Linked DNA regions of Homo sapiens: regions 1 and 2 are each linked to region 3. The links are chromatin loops, found by intact Hi-C in ENCODE. Cell type or tissue: heart left ventricle. All regions are shown on one strand.

Evidence for each region. A loop is a pair of places that touch in the nucleus more often than their neighbours do. Peaks named below come from ENCODE experiments on the same cell type or tissue, not always from the same donor. Only the 100,000 strongest peaks of a DNase experiment are listed, where the experiment ranks them.
Region 1: a loop joins it to region 3, with 2.0 times the contacts of the local background. A loop is called at or near these places in 4 of 110 quality-filtered maps.
Region 2: it touches region 3 in a loop (2.1-fold over the local background); 24 of 110 quality-filtered maps call a loop at or near these places.

What each region holds. Positions count from the first base shown.
Region 1 is chr11:279,257-281,756 of GRCh38, reverse strand. NLRP6 (NLR family pyrin domain containing 6) reads right to left here. Exons shown (of 8, transcript NM_001276700.2): 2 at 2,150-2,430; 3 at 1,885-1,923; 4 at 1-1,673. Among named protein-coding and RNA genes, the nearest start is that of NLRP6, 2.1 kb to the right of the region's middle. RefSeq lists a silencer at 307-396 and enhancers at 1,350-1,419, 1,500-2,050. In heart left ventricle, no CTCF peak of the experiment used is centred here; DNase peaks (open chromatin) are centred at 526, 1,406, 1,956, 2,356 and 1 weaker place; H3K4me3 peaks cover 715 bases; H3K27me3 peaks cover 2,500 bases.
Region 2 is chr11:249,673-252,172 of GRCh38, reverse strand. PSMD13 (proteasome 26S subunit, non-ATPase 13) reads right to left here. Exons shown (of 13, transcript NM_002817.4): 10 at 1,308-1,370; 11 at 547-627; 12 at 237-353. Among named protein-coding and RNA genes, the nearest start is that of PSMD13, 14 kb to the right of the region's middle. In heart left ventricle, a CTCF peak has its summit at 1,246 (motif pointing left); a DNase peak (open chromatin) is centred at 1,232.
Region 3 is chr11:372,165-374,664 of GRCh38, reverse strand. B4GALNT4 (beta-1,4-N-acetyl-galactosaminyltransferase 4) reads right to left here. Exons shown (of 20, transcript NM_178537.5): 2 at 2,453-2,500; 3 at 1,911-2,003; 4 at 1,718-1,813; 5 at 1,549-1,639; 6 at 1,374-1,474; 7 at 1,149-1,216; 8 at 837-915. Among named protein-coding and RNA genes, the nearest start is that of B4GALNT4, 3.9 kb to the right of the region's middle. In heart left ventricle, no CTCF peak of the experiment used is centred here; DNase peaks (open chromatin) are centred at 944, 1,374 and 2,304.

The sequences.
Region 1 (2,500 bases), 93 kb after region 3:
CAGCCGCAGTGCCTGTCCAGCAGGGCAGCACCTCACGCAGTAGCTCAGAACAGCCACGTCCATGCGGCAGAAGCGCACTCGCTGCAGCGCCAGCTCCGGGAACCGGCACAGGGCTTGGCGCACAAACGCGTCCTCCTGCGTCTCGTACAGGCAGTACAGCAACTCCAGTGGGTAGTTGGGCTCCTCTCCCTCCTCCTCCTCCTCTGGCTCTTCGGTGTCCTCGAGCCCTTTGGCCCCCTCGGTCACCTCTGGTGCCACTCCGGGGCAGCCCTGTCCCTGTCCCTGCACCCACCGCAGGGCCTCCTGCTTCACACGCTCTGAAACCATGCAGCCGAAGTGGCGCTCGATGTCGCGCATCCGCTCCGCGCTCAGCAGTCCGAAGAGGAAGCGCGTGGTGAGCACCAAGTGGCTGTGCGGCTGGGCGTCCCCACGCAGGAGTGTCCCAACGCCGCCAGCCGCGGTCCTGGGCACCCCGCCGTCCTCCAGCAGGTAGGACAGTGCCGCGAGGAACTCCTGGAAGCTCTGGTCGATGAACTGGTAGGTGACCTCTGTCTCCAGCACGCCCGGCAGCTCCTTTTTGCTGAGAAACAGCGTCTGCACTTTGGAGCCACGAAGCTCCAGTTGCTCCAGTTCCTTCTCGGCAAACTGCGCCCTGCGTCCGAGGACGCCCTCGCGGGCCAGGCGGCACAGATTGCGCAGGTCGCCCTGCAACCGGGGCCCGTCGGCTACCGGAGCCGAGCTCAGAACGCTGGTGATGAAAAGCAGGTACACTGACGTGGTGGTCTTGGACGTGCGCGACAGGTCCCGACCGAGCTCCAGCTGCTGGCGCAGCACGGTGCACACGATCCAGCACACGAAGGGCACGAAGCACAGCGCGAACAGCGTCTCGTTCTCCTTCACGAAGCGGTAGGCGCGCTCGGCCCTCCTCTCATCCCGGAAATACTTGTAGAAATACTTCTTCTTGTCCTTGTCGGAGAAGCCGCGCACCTCGGCGCACTGCGGGGAACACAGGCGGCCCTGCAGCCTCCCGGGGGCGGCGGCGCGCGTGGTCACCAGCAGGAGGGCCGTGGGCAGCAGCGCCTTGCTCAGCAGCCCGCCTAGCACCCGCGCGCCGCTCGCCGCCTCGAAGGGGTCTGTGCAGGGCGCGGCCTCGGGGCCCCCCAGCGCCGGCAGCTCGTCCGCGCCGTCCAGGATGAAGAGCAGCCGCTGCGGCTGGGCCAGCATCTGCGGCACCGGCGCGCCGCGGTCGGGGCACTGGTCCAGGATCAGGTCAGCCAGGCTGCGCGTGCCCGGCCTCTCCAGCAGCTCGCCGCAGGGCATGAAGAAGGCGAAGTCCACCTGGCCCTGGTACAGCTTGCCCGCCGCCCAGTCGTACAGGATCTTTTTGGCCGCCATGGTCTTGCCGATGCCCGCCGGGCCCTGCAGCACCACGGTCAGCGGCCGCCGGCCCTCCTCGTCGCGGCGGAAGAGGCGGTTGAAAGTGTGCGTGTCCGAGCGCCGCGCGCGCCCCGGCTCAGGCTCTTCCGCGGGCCCCATCGCCTCCTCCGGGGCGGCGCTCTCGGGCGCGATGAGCAGCTTGGTGAAGCGCTTGGTGATCTTCACGGAGCGGGCGTTCCTCTCCTTCACCCGAGCGTGCAGCTGCAGCACGTGCTCCCGGTACTTCTTCTTGTACTCTGGGCGCAGCGGGAGACAGCGCGGGGACAAGGGTCGGAGGTGGGGCAGGCTGCGCCCTCCGGGAGCCCACGCCCTCCCCGGCCCTGCTCAGGCCTCAGTTTCCTCTACGGGACCACAGCCCACGCCCCTGGCGGCCCTCCCACCCCGGTCCTCCCCGGGACCCTCCAAGTGGGGTTGGGGACACTCGTGCCCCCCCAGCGAGAGACCCACCGGACACGGAGAGCAGCGTCCCGGAGCCGAGCCCGAGCCCTGGAAGGGAAACTGGGGTGAGGTTCCGCCGAGGGCGGGAACAGGGGAAGGCGCCACGGGGGTCCGAGTCACCCTGAGGAGCACGCAGGGTCCTACCCCTGGGGCCCGCGAATTTGTGGATAAAACGCGCGGGGGCCGGGGACCGCGCCGGGGCTTCTCCGGGAAGCGGGAAGGAGGGCAGCCCAGCCTCTGCCCAGACAGGAGGGACCTCCCGCGCAGAACTCACGCTGCAGCCGCCGCTCCTGGAGCTGCGCCGCCACGTCGCGCGCGTCCGCCCTCTTGAGGGTCTTGCGGGCCACCTCCAGGGCAGGCTCCGGGCCGTAGAACTGGGCCAGCTGCTCCGCGAGGTCCACGGCGTCCGCGCGCTCCAGCCGCCCCCACGGGATGCTGCGTCCGTCCGGGCCCACGTCGCGCAGCTTGTGGCGGAAGCGCTTCAGCTGCTCTTGGCTCAGTTCCTCCAGCGCAGCCAGGAGCAGCTCGCGGGCCACCGCGAGGCGCGGCCCCGTGCTGGAGGCGGGCGGGCGCGGGTCATCGGGGAGCGGCCCTCGGGTGACCCCCGCCCGCCCCCGACTCTGGC
Region 2 (2,500 bases), 120 kb after region 3:
CACCGTCAGCACAACCAGTGCCATTGTCATCATAAGCTTTTAAATGCAGGGTTCAAACCCTAGGCTTGCATTAAATTAGGCTCTTAGAAAAACCCAACAGCAGTATTTCCTTCTCCAAAACCTCTTGTCTAATAATGCTGTCTTCCCAAATGGCTTCCATCCAAATGAAACTAAGACGGTATAGACACAACCCCTCAAAATCCACAGAGGTGAATAATGGGTTTCAAACACATCACCTGTTGCAAATCCAACACTCGGGGCTGCACCCAGGTCATGTGGACTCGTTTGTCCACCTCGTCTATACTGCCTTTCACCAGCCCCACCGAAAGGGCCTTCATCACCAGAAGCTCCACCTGTGCAGAGAGGGAGGCGTGTGTAAGACAAGATAGCCTGACACACCCCCATGGACCCAGATGGCTTGTGAGAAGCAGATGCCGCTCCTCCCGTCATTTTTTACTGTCTAGGGAGCACAGCGCTCACACAAGAGCCTTGACTCCTCCATGTGGCAGCTTTGCTGCTCTAACACCCTGAGCCTAGGGACCGTACCTCATTCACTGTGATTTTAGCACTTTTGGCAATTTCTTCAAAAGTGAGTTGTCTGTGATTGGCAGGTCGTGTGAAAGTCATCTGGAAAAAATTTTATTAACTATTTTAAACTATTTTTCCAAATAAAAATAGAGAACTGATAAGGATGTTTTGTCAATATTGGCTCTGAAAATAGAGATCTTATTAGTACCCCACATACTAAAAAGTTTCCTAATATTAGACATATATCTTGTTAAGAACAAGCTTTTAATGCTTAGATAAGAAGGATAACAGCAAAATGCCTTACAGGAGTTTCTGACAGTAGCCATTGTTCAATCCCCGAACAAGTACTTGAGGCCACAATTTGCCAGGGTTGACCAGGGGTGACCACGGCAAACCAGAAATCTAAGGGCCACTTCCTGACGAAGCTTAAGTTCTAGTGGGGAAAGACAGATGTGCGTGTACACAAGAAGCGACATGCAATGAGGCAACAACTGCATCACGGGGAGAGGGGCAGCTACTTCATCTCAGTTCAGATGGTCAGGGAAGGCCTCAGGGTGGTGGCAGTGGGGTGGGAGGGTGTCGTCTGAGCTAAGAGCCAAATATAAACTTAGAAGAGCAAGTGGTAGCAAAGGAAAAGGAAGGTGGTGAAGAGAGCGGCGCACAGCAGAAGCAGCACCACTGAAAGCTCACACTGCTCAGCACAGGCTTGGAGAGTGCAGCGCCCCCACCTGACCAAAATCTGAAACCACAGACAAAGTGGCTCCTGGGTGTTCGCTTACCTCCATGAGGCACAACAACTGAATTTTCCTCAGAAGCTGGGCTTCATTAGCTGCTAAATCAGGCTGTAAAGTATAGAAAGACAGAAAAATGTCTTCCATGTTTGTGCTTATCAGTTACTTAACTGGGGATCTGGAATTCGTTCTATAACAGTAGACCCAACAAAAACCAGCTAAGCAGATCCAAACATTTCACATTGCAGACTGCTGAAGCTCATTAACAACAAGTGATCTGAGCTTCATTCTTCTTAGGAAATGGAAAGAGTCGCACCTAACTGGGACACTTTGTCAAGGCAAGGAATTTACAAGGTAAGATTTGTATTAATGCTACAGACACCATTAGGCAGGGCCACAGGGTACGGGCATTTCGAGAAGACTCTCCTGGTCAAGGTGCTGTTGGGAAGGATACACCCTACTGCCCAGGGGGGTTCTTTCAAGGGCTGCTGCCGGCTCAGTGAGCCAGTGCAAGTGGAGCCCCTCTGAGGAAAAGCTTCCTTAAGTTCTAGAGACTTGTTCTGAATCAAAAGAGCAAGTTATTAATTTATAATGAAAAATATCATTGTCCTGAGAACTAGAATATACGCTTCTGCAAGATATGCATCATCTCTTCTTATGGATCAAAACGTTACCTGTGAGCACAGAATTAAACCAAGGAGACTTGTTGTTTTAATTCAAATAGCAACTCATATCCTGACACAGGTAGCCCCGATGGGGACATTTCTGCCACAAGTACTGGACAGGTCAAGCTCTGTAAAGGGCTCACTACCCCTCCAGACAGGCTTTGCTGCCTGAATAGATGCTGCCAACATGCATCTACGATTTTTTTTTTTTCTTTAAATTGCTATAACTAGCCATCTTCCTTTCTGAGTGTCACCTTTTTTTGAGATATCAATAAATAATCAGACCACAGTTAGGTCTGGCTGCATCTGTGCTTTCTGCCTCTTCACAGTGCCTTCATCTATATCTACCCTGCTCCACTATGCATGAATTTTACAAGTTTATTTTAAACTGAGAAAATTGAAAGTTTCAGAAAAATACAAAAATAACCATAATTCCTACCACAGTTAACATTTTATTAATATTTACTTCTAATAATCTCATTAAAAAAGAACATACTTATCATTAAAGCTCAAGCCCTTGTTGAGCACCTTTCCCTAACTCCCACCTTCCAGAGACAACTTCACCCAGTGCCTGCC
Region 3 (2,500 bases):
CAGGTTAAGATTTCCAACCCCACCCAGTGAGGGTCACTGCTGGCCCCCTAAGGGCCAGGCTGGATGCCCCCCCCACTCTACCCCCACCAAGTTGGGGCTCCAGGGGCTGTCTCAGGCCCTTCTGTTCCCACCTCATCCTGGGGCCTCCACAGACCACCCCAAACCCCTGTCTCCAGTCTGGGCCCTCTGCCCAGCTGAGCTGGGGTGAAACGTGCCCTCCACACACCAGACACAGGCACCATCGTGCTGCCCCCCACACCCACCAGGCTGCAGGCCCTCTGCCTTGCTGTATAACCCCTTCCGCCTTCCCCCGTCCATCCCCACAGCCACCTCCCTGGGTTTGAGGACCAAAGGCCACAGTAAAAATCCTTCCCCCAGGCTCTCTCCGCTTTGTGGCCAGGGGTTTTTTCCTGGAATGCAAATCCAATGGCCTCATTCTCAGGACAAAGGCCTATCTGTCCAGAGTGCTGCTCAGGCCCCGCCTGATCTGGCCACCAGACCCCTCCTAGTCTCGAAGACCCGGTTCCTCTGCTGGGTCTGTTCCTTCGCTGTTCTTGTGGTGTGGAATTCATCCGCCGTACACCCCACCCCAAATTCTCTGCCCCCCACATCTCCCTACTGAAGGTCTCCATCCTCTCAAGACTCTACTCAAAGGTGACTCCTAGTGAAGCCTCACCGAGCCCCCCAGGAGGGCAGAGCAGACCCTCCTGACCTCAGGCCCATGGCCCTGACCATCTGCTTTGTCAACTTTGGGACGGGGACCCCATTGCGGTTGTCCTGCAGGGAGGTGGGGGGAGTGGAGTCTCCAGAAGCCCCCAGGGGAGGAAGGCACTCACGCCCACTTCCACGTGGTCCGAGCCGCGGTCGTCCTGCTTGTGCAGCAACTCAAAGTAGTACCTCCGGGAGGCCATGAGCCTGGGGACACGAGGAGCAAGGGTCGTGCCATGCACAGGACGCTCAAATAGTGGAGGCAGGGAAGGGGGCAGGTGGCTCCCACACCCCTCAGGGCTGGCCCTCAGGAGGATGGCAGCTTGGCCGGGCGGGTGCTCGTGCAGAGTGTGCGCAAGTGTGCACAGGATAAGGAGACAGCGCGTAACCCCCTCCCACGAATACACAAGTGCACGCACATGCACCCCACAGTCACTCACCGCCTGGGCTTGGACACCTGGGAGCTGAACTTGGTGAATTCTCCAGGCGCTGTCCACTCGGAGCCAGTCTGGGGGGTGATAGAGCAGGGGTGGTGGTGGGGGGGGGGGTTCACTCTCTCCCTGGGGACACCAAACCCATCGGGTCCTCATTCCCAAGAGGCTGGTGGGCACAGGTGACTGAGCTGCAGGAGGCCCGGGACGACACCAGGGCTGGGGTGGGGGTACCTTGCCCACAAAGGCCACAAGCTGGGCAGCAGCAGGGCTCTCGTCCAGACTCAGCCAGAACTCCGAGTTGTCGTCTGAGGCCACAGAAAACTGGACGTCTCCTAGTCCACAAGACTAGGCTCAGGGGGGTGGAGCCTCACGGCACCCCTCCCCCGGGGCACCCTCACCCCCGTACCGTCCCTCGCCGGGTGGATGAAACCAAAAATACGGAGTCCATAGTTCTTCCACTTGGGGGACACGGCCAACTTCTTCACGGTGGTGCGCGTCTGGGGGGGCAGTGACTGTTGCTGTCGAAGCCCCCTGCGTGCCCTGCCCACCCGGCACCCCCCAACCCCGGCACTCACATGAGGGAACAGCGGGAAGTGCAGGTTCCTCCTCAGGTGGCCCACGGCGCCCCCACACCAGTCCTCAAACACGTGCAGGTTCACCTGCCCCTTGTACTGGGGATGGGGGGGCCTTACCTTCTGCACGGCCCGCCGCCCCCCCGCCCCAGCCCCCGCCCTGCCTCCCAGCCCATTACAGGCCGAGCCAGCTCACCTCCTCCCGCCATGGGGGTGTCTGATGGGTGAAGTTCAGTGGCAGCCTCCCAGCCCCCCCAGGAAACAGCATGTCTAGGTCCCGACCTTCGGGCTGCAGGAGAGAAAAGGCAACAGGGTCAGGGTTGGAAGGGCAGGGAGGAGGTCACACACACCAAGACAAACCTTCACAAAGACCCCTTCCAACATGTATCCACACAGCCCTAAATGCCCGTGAGCCCCAGCCATGCAAACCCTGACCTGTGGCACCTGGCACATACACTCAGACACCCTGGTCACTCTAGCCCAAGCAGATGCTTGGCCACCCCACACACTGACCGGCCGGCACATTCATGCACCTGCTGCAGCCCCCAGACACAGAGCTCCAGACAGGATGGCTGGTGCTGGAGCTCACACAGACAAGCTGTGCCGTGCCCCACATGTCCTGTGTCTCATGCCCCCTGCTGCGTCCTCCAGAATGGACAGGTTCTCAAGACACCAACACACAAGTGGCTTCGGGGTCTCGTCTCCGTGCACACGTGTTCTCCCCAGGGCTCTGCTCACCGCTTGCTCCTCTTCACGGCTCTCACTGGAGTCCTCAGCCCTCTGTGT